3 separate regions of the Homo sapiens genome follow, and all the other regions are linked to region 3. Evidence: read pairs that join two places in POLR2A ChIA-PET (ENCODE). Cell type or tissue: HepG2. All regions are shown on one strand. Region 1 overlaps ZNRF1 (zinc and ring finger 1). Region 2 overlaps ZNRF1 (zinc and ring finger 1). Region 3 has its middle 6.6 kb from the start of WDR59.

Evidence for each region. Peaks named below come from ENCODE experiments on the same cell type or tissue, not always from the same donor. Only the 100,000 strongest peaks of a DNase experiment are listed, where the experiment ranks them.
Region 1: POLR2A ChIA-PET joins it to region 3 with 11 read pairs; 16 of 35 experiments call an interaction of 5 or more read pairs at or near these places.
Region 2: POLR2A ChIA-PET joins it to region 3 with 27 read pairs; 27 of 35 experiments call an interaction of 5 or more read pairs at or near these places.

The regions. Positions count from the first base shown.
Region 1 is chr16:75,069,135-75,071,634 of GRCh38, reverse strand. The region is part of intron 1 of ZNRF1 (zinc and ring finger 1); the gene reads right to left. Among named protein-coding and RNA genes, the nearest start is that of LDHD, 46 kb to the left of the region's middle. In HepG2, a CTCF peak has its summit at 1,433; a DNase peak (open chromatin) is centred at 1,144; H3K4me3 peaks cover 635 bases.
Region 2 is chr16:75,110,043-75,112,542 of GRCh38, reverse strand. ZNRF1 (zinc and ring finger 1) reads right to left here. Exons shown (of 5, transcript NM_032268.5): 5 at 1,549-2,500. LDHD (lactate dehydrogenase D) reads left to right here. Exons shown (of 11, transcript NM_194436.3): 11 at 22-679. The coding sequence ends at 187. Among named protein-coding and RNA genes, the nearest start is that of LDHD, 5.5 kb to the left of the region's middle. RefSeq lists an enhancer at 1,207-1,256. In HepG2, CTCF peaks have their summits at 1,132 (motif pointing right) and 1,801; DNase peaks (open chromatin) are centred at 1,132 and 1,782; H3K4me3 peaks cover 646 bases.
Region 3 is chr16:74,990,472-74,992,971 of GRCh38, reverse strand. No RefSeq gene overlaps it. Among named protein-coding and RNA genes, the nearest start is that of WDR59, 6.6 kb to the right of the region's middle. In HepG2, no CTCF peak of the experiment used is centred here; a DNase peak (open chromatin) is centred at 1,211; H3K4me3 peaks cover 1,637 bases.

The sequences.
Region 1 (2,500 bases), 79 kb before region 3:
GTGTGGGCCTGGGACTGTTCTGACCCAGAGTACGGCCAAAATGCTATGACTTGTAAGGCTAAGTCACACAAAAGATGCAGCCACTGCCTATTTCAAGACCCTCACCCTTGGAAGCTTGCCACCATGCTGTGAGGAAGCCCAGGCCACATAGAGAGGCCACCATCAGCATTTGGATTGACGGCCCTTGCTGAGGTCTCTGTGGAGAACCAGACACGTGAGGGAATGAGCCATCAAAAGGTACCTGTGGCCAGGTACGGTGGTTCACACCCGTAATTGGGAGGCCAAGGTGGGCAGATCGCTTGAGGTCAGGAGTTCGAGACCAGCCAGGCCAACATGGCGAAACCCTGTCTCTACTAAAAATACAAAAATTAGCCAGGTGTGGTGGTGGGTGGCTGTAATCCCAGCTACTTCGGAGGCTGAGGCAGAAGAATCACTTGAACCCGGGAGGCGGAGGTTGCAGTGAGCCAAGATTGCACCACTGCACTCCAGCCTGCGTGACAGAGCAAGACTCAGTCTCAAAAGAAAAAAAAAAAAAAGACACCTGTGCCTGACCTTCTAGTTTTCAGCTGAGGTCCCAGACATCATAGACTAGCTGCTTCTGCTGTGCCCTATGCAAATACAATACCTGACCCACATAGTCCATGGGCATAATAAATAGTTGTTGTAGGTGATCGAGTTTGGGGGTATTTTGTTATGCAGCACCAGTATGAGAACAAATGGATAAAGCATAGTTTATTCACATAATGGAAAACTATTATAGCAAGGTGACGAAAACTCTACAACCCTACACAACAAGATGGGCGGCTCCCACACATGATGTGAATGAAGGAAGCAGACACATGAGTGCACGAGGATCACTATCTGATCCGATCTACTTAAGATACAAAACAGGCAAGGCAAGTCCACGCTGTTACAAGTCAGGAAAGCAGTACCTCCATGGGAGCTGCAACTGGGAAGGGGTATGGTGGGCGGGGTTGGGGGAGGGTTCCTAGGATGTCAGTACACAGAGGTACTTAGTTTGTGAATGCATCAGGATGTATGCTTATGATGTAATATAAGCACTCCTTTGTATGGAGAGTAAACTGCAATAAATAGGTTTCCTTTTAAAAAATGCTGACAGAGTTGCAAAAAAATGTGGATGTGGATGCTAAAGAGGAAAGCAGGATCGGGGGCAAGGTCCATTGAGGGTTTAGGTGCATCATTCCAGAAACACTGCAGAACTGTTGAACAGTTCAGAGGTGGCTTATATTTCAGAAATATTACTTTGGCCATGGTGCAGTAAATGGATTGGGAGGAGTCGAAAAGCTTGCAGAGCAGTGGGGAGTTACTGCAGTCATTCAGGCTATCGGTGGTGTGAATGGAGAGGCCGGCCTGGGCTAGGCGGCCCTGCTGCCCTGCCAAACATGAAGGTCCCTATGCTCCTGGGGCCAGTGGGCTGGCTGCCCAATGGGCCATCTGCTGGACTTAGAATCCAGAAGGGACATCTGGTCAACCCGACTCTGAACAATTATTTGTCTTGATTACTGAGTTTTTTTGGCATCCCCTTATATTTTCTGCCTGGCTCTGGCAGAAAGTGTATGGATTAAAAGGATTTTTAAAGGGTTTACTCTCTTGGACATGTTATTAGCTTAGAAGTCAGAGATTTAGGGGTGTAGAAGTTAATGATACTCAAGCAGCTCGCTTGGGCAACTGGGTAAATGGTGGTTTTTGTGGAGACATGAACTCTACAAGGGGAATGGGCTGCTAGAAAGGGGGCAGGGGTGAAGATGATGATACAGTTTGGGGCATACCAAGTTCTAGGAATGTGAGAAACATGTAAGTGGAGATAGCTGGTTTATCTGGTGTGAGGGGCCGAGGCCCAGGGGGAAGATCTGGACTGGAGATATGGATTAGGGTACAAACAGTTTTAAAAAGTCCAGATGAGGCCATGCACAATGGCTCACGCCTGTAATCCCAGCACTTTGGGAGGCCGAGGCGGGTGGATCACGAGGTCAGGAGTTTGAGACCAGCCTGGACAATATGGCAAAACCCCATCTCTACTAAAAATACAAAAATTAGCTGGGCATGGGGGCACCCACCTGTAGTTCCAGCTACTCGAGAGGCTAAGGCAGAAGAATTGCTTGAACCCAGGAGGTGGAGGTTGCAGTGAGCCGAGATCGCGCCACTGTACTCCAGCCTGGGCAATAGAGCAAGACTCTGTCTCAAAAAAACAAAAGCCCAGATAAGCCCACTCCAGGAGAATGTACAAAGATCCAAGACTAAGCCTGAGGGGAAACCATTTAAGGGAACAGAGTTAAACACCTGGGCAAAGATGGTGGATACAGGAAATATAAGAGAGCAGTGAAGAATATTTACAGCAGGGTAAGAGGAAAAAATAACCCCCCTGCCAAACAAATGATGTTCCCATACTGGAGATGTCTATGTGCAAAGCAACTCTTCTTGCCTTCCTTTTTTTTTTCTTTTCTGAAAAGGCAATAGTGCCACTGAAAGATTATCTCCT
Region 2 (2,500 bases), 120 kb before region 3:
ATGTCTCCTTCCTGCCCCCAGGCGGGCACTGGCTCTCCACGGAACGTGCACGGGGGAGCATGGCATCGGAATGGGCAAGCGGCAGCTGCTGCAGGAGGAGGTGGGCGCCGTGGGCGTGGAGACCATGCGGCAGCTCAAGGCCGTGCTAGACCCCCAAGGCCTCATGAATCCAGGCAAAGTGCTGTGAAGGGGGTCTGAGCACTTAGCCCACAAGTTCCCTGACTACGGAGCCGGTTCTGGAACTTTTCTTCATGCCACGGCCCCTGCAAGGAAATAGATGCTGAGGCAGTCTTCCTGCCAGCGAGCCCACTGTATCTGGGCCCAAGGCCAGAGGGCCCAGAGAGAAGCCTGAGCACCGTGTTACCTCCCTGGCCCTCTGGCTGGCCCCAGGAGCCTTTGGTTCAGTAAACGACCCAGGGTGGTTCCCAGCAAAGCTGCTTCCTCTCTGCTCCTACGCATCCTGTCCTGGCGGGAAGAGAGCGTCTGGGTCCATTCAAGACTCTGATGACACCCCTCCCCGAGGCCTCCCACTGCCGGGGTCCCAGGACCCTTCCCCCTTCACCTGGTGACAGGAACACTCCTTTCCTGGTATGGAACGTGAGCTCCCGTGACATGATGATAGGTCTTCTCCTTGGGGCCTCCCCCAATAAATCTGTAATAAACCTGAAACCCACCTACAGCTACCTGGAAGTCAGCAGGCAGCACTTCCTCCCCTCCCCCTCCAGGGTCTCTGTCCTTTGGTCAGTGACCCCTTTGTTTTGGGGCTGTCCTCTGACTTCTTATAGCCTGGGGAGGAGGTTGGTGCTCAGGGTTCGGAAAGGAACCCAGGTCCCTGTCCCAGCTACTCCGCCTCAGAGCTGAGGACCTGCCCACGGCACATGTCACTCAGGATGGGCTCCCCAACTGGGCCTGAACCGGGCCTCTGAACACACTGAATGTGTTCCTCAGCAGCTGCCACGTCTCTAGAAACAGAGATGAGACTATTTTTGCACCCACCTCTTCATGGGGTGATGTATCGTACCACCAGCTGTTTTGCCCTCAAGGTCTGTCCACCCGAGGGCCTGCCCCTGTCTTGGGCCGGAGCCCGTCTTGAGACCTTGGCAGTTGTTCCCCCCTAAGCCCACAGGAGGGCGCCCGAAATCATGAAGCTCAGATACCACGCGGCATCTGCAGCTCACGACTCCTCTGCCCAGGGCCTGCGGCACTCAGCCCTGGGCAAACCTCCTCCTAGGGTCAGGTAAGTCCTGGCAGCCTGGAAGCCAAGCTAGTCCTCCATCCCCTGCAGGTCCCAGGAACCTGCAGTGCTGTCTCATCTTCCTTGCCCCTCTAGCCTTCGGTCCCTTTTGGAAAGAGGCATGTCACACCCCACGCCCTCCCTGGCCTCCGCCCCTCTCCTCCTCCCATCAGCTGTCAGTGCTCAGGCAGGCTGCTAGGCCTTAGGCAGAGGCAGCTGCGCTGAGACGCCCCAGTCCAACTTCAGTTCTTGGAACCCCTCCTCCGTGCTAATACTGGGCTCCAGCCGACAGCAGTTACACCAACCTGAGCCTGGAGGCTACTCCTCCGTGACGTTTCTGTCCCGTGCTGCCCTGGTGGGGAGCAGAGACCGTGCCAAGGGCTCACTGGTGACAAATCTCAGCCCTCTCCCCAAACCACCCCAGCACGCGTGTGCTCATCACCGAGACAGCCCTCTCGCCCCTCCCCTTCCAGCCAGCCAGCCAGCCACCCACTCTTCCAGGCGAGAATCCTGCAGCAGCTGCGCTCTCCCTCCTGGGTAGGACTCTTCTTTGATGCGCCCTCCAGTGCCTGGCAACTAGGAGGCGCTCAGCAAATGACCATTTCCCACAATCTTTTATTAAGAAAAATTCCAAACATACAGAAAAGTTGAAAGAACAAGTACACTGTTCACTGAAATACCAGCCACTGCAGATTCAACAATGAACATTTTGGCCTTATTTGCTTTGTGTATTTTGGGGGGAACTATTTGGAATTAAATTACACATTTCTTGAAGGCATTCACCTATATAATCCAGCATCTATCTCCTAAGAATGAGGACATTTTCCCATGAACTGCAGTACCGTTAAATGGCTATTAGAGGAATGGTTGGTCTTTGTGAGGGTCTCACGTCCAGGAACCTCATCAAAGTGTGCTAGGCCCTTAGCAGAGAGGGTAGAACCTGCTCGCCGGCTCCCTCACCTTCTCTCCCATCCCAGAAAGGCAGAACAGGGGCAACACAGGATTCTGGAGAGCTGTCCAGATAGAGGATCACAAACATGAGCTCCACCTGGGAAACACAGACAGCCCCAATCCCACCCCCACAACAAGAGCAGGCAACCTGGGTCCAAATTCAGAGGACACCACAGCCGGCAGAGGGCTGCAGCATGCCAGGTAGGACGGAAGTCGCTGGGGGTGGGGATGAGCACCAGCCCCTAGAGCCTGGAATAGCACCCGGCGTGGGCTACAGCCCTGCCCCACCCACCTCACAGCTGCTCGGCTCACCCA
Region 3 (2,500 bases):
GCGTGCCACCGTGCCTGGCTAAGTTTTGTATTTTTTTAGAGACAGGGTTTCACCATGTTGCCCAGACTGGTCTTGAACTCCTGGGCTCAAGCAATCCTCCCGTCTCAGCCTCTCAAAGTGTTGGGATTACAGGTGTGAGCCACTGCACCCAGCAGAGGAATTCTTCCAATGACAATTTTGTTTTCTCTGTATACTTTCCAAAGGGGTGAAAAAGACTAGATCTACTTAACAGCTGTATTTCTTTTTGTGAATTAATTATTTGGCCTTAAGATTTACATTCTAGTGTGCTGATTATTATAAGTCACCTCTCTCATAGCTGGCACCACTGAACAGCTGAGATCTTGTACTGCAAAGGTGAAGCCCCTGCTCTGTGCAATGTGATTGCACTCAGCTTAGGTGCCCTGTGGGACCCCGAATGGTAGCCTATCTCAGAAAATGTCCTGTTATGGCTGGGCACAGCGGCTCATGCCTGACCAACATGGTGAAACCCTGTCTCTAGTAAAAATACAAAAATTAGCCAGGCATGGTGTCAGTTGCCTGTAATCCCAGCTACTCGGGAGGCTGAGGCGGGAGAATCGCTTGAACCCGGGAGGCAGAGGTTGCCGTGAGCGGAGATCGCGCTACTGCACCCCAGCCTGGGCAACAAAGGGCGACTCTGTCTCAAAAAAAAAAAAGAAAAGAAAATGTCCTGTTATCTTGTTTTGTACTAACAATAAACCACTGATCCACTTACCACAACAGTCAGGAGGAAGAGCTGATAAAATTTTTGCTGCCAAAGCCCTTTGGAAATGCGAGTGCATATCTATTCTATTATAGAAAGCCTGGGACTTTCACTATTCAGAAAATAGGGGAAAGGGCTTGTGAGGGCCTACTCCTGAGAAGCAGTGGGGAACTCCCGTCCACCTCCCTGTTTCTGTGAGCCAGAGGAAGGCGAGGGTTTCCCATGGCTTTGGAGGGCATCCCCAGCACCCCTATCACCCCACTGGGGGTGGACAAATGCCTTTTAGTGAGAAACTTCCTCCCAGGCCCTCTCGGAGCTCTTTAAATTTTATTGTTTTGCTTGAAAGGAGACAGCTTAGAGAAATCAGGATAATGAGTAACCAAATACACATGGCCGGGAGGCTGAGCACAGGACCATGTTCATAAATATTTGTTGATTGATGAAGAGAGGGAAATTATTACTGGGACTCAGGGCCAGGGTCCAAGGTTCCCAGATGTAAATGAACTGAGTAGTCAGCTAGCTCCAAATTCTGCAGAAGAGCAAACAGAAGACTAGAAAGATAAAGGATCATGTTCAAATTGCATGGCTAGTTGCTGATAAGAGCCCAGCCCAGGCCCTGGATTTCTGGGTTTGCTGTGTACCCTGCTTTCCTGCCGCTTGGCTAGCAAGTGTCCTGAAAAAACACAGTTTCATGATAAATCCTCTGTGGCAAAGTGGGATCTACTTGACAAAGGACCCTCAGTGGTCCCCAGCCTCTGATTCAGATGCAAAATCCTAAGTCCCCCAAGTTACAGAATGGACCACCCTCCCCCAGGCCAAGGGGACTCCAGAGAAACCTGAAAAACTGAATTTCTGGCCATCGTGGGAAAGAAGGTCATTATACCCCCCACCTTTTCGAGTTTAGGCACAACTGATCAGCGTTAAGGTTGAAATAGAGATCATAAGACTGACAGAACAGACGCTTTGTGGCAATAAGATACCGAATTCCAACCTGACTCTGGTATAGCATCATATAACAGACAGCAGACCCTGAAGGAAATAAAAGTATTTTACCCCAAAATATATTTCTTTGGCGTAGTTTGAAATGGCTCTTCAAAGCACTCTGTTGTGGGGGAAATTTTGCATCGTAGAGAACGCAGCTGAGACTTTCCTGCATTTAAGAGAGATTAAGAGGCCGAGCGTGGTGGCTCACACCTGCAATCCCAGTACTTTGGGAGGCCAGCGGGGCGGGAGGATCGCTTGAGCCCAAGAGTTAGAGATCAGCCTAGGCAACATAGTGAAACCCCATCCTAATTTTTTTTTTGAGACAAGGTCTTGCTCTGTCACCCAAGCTGGAATGCAGCAGCGCCATCTTGGCTCACTGCTCTGCCTCCCGGGTTCAAGCAATTCTCCTGCCTCAGCCTCTGGAGTAGCTGGGACTGCAGGCATGTGCCACCACGCCCGGCTAAATTTTTTTTGTATTTTTATTAGAGATGTGGCTTCACCATGTGGTCTGGAACTCCTGACCTCAAATGATCCACCTGCCTTGGCCTCCCAAAGTGCTGAGATTACAGGCGTGAGCCACCTTGCCTGGCCTTAATTTTTTTTTTTTAAAGAGATAAACTGATATTGACACCTTTTAAGGCCCTGAGAAATTTACTGCCTATTCTCTCTGAAGGCTGATGCCTGTGAAACTTTGTCTTCATAACAAGAACCTTGGTCTCTATAGCGTCCCTCATATTAACTGAAACATTTCTTTCTATTGACTTCAAGTCTTTAGACACAGTTGAACTCTTTTAA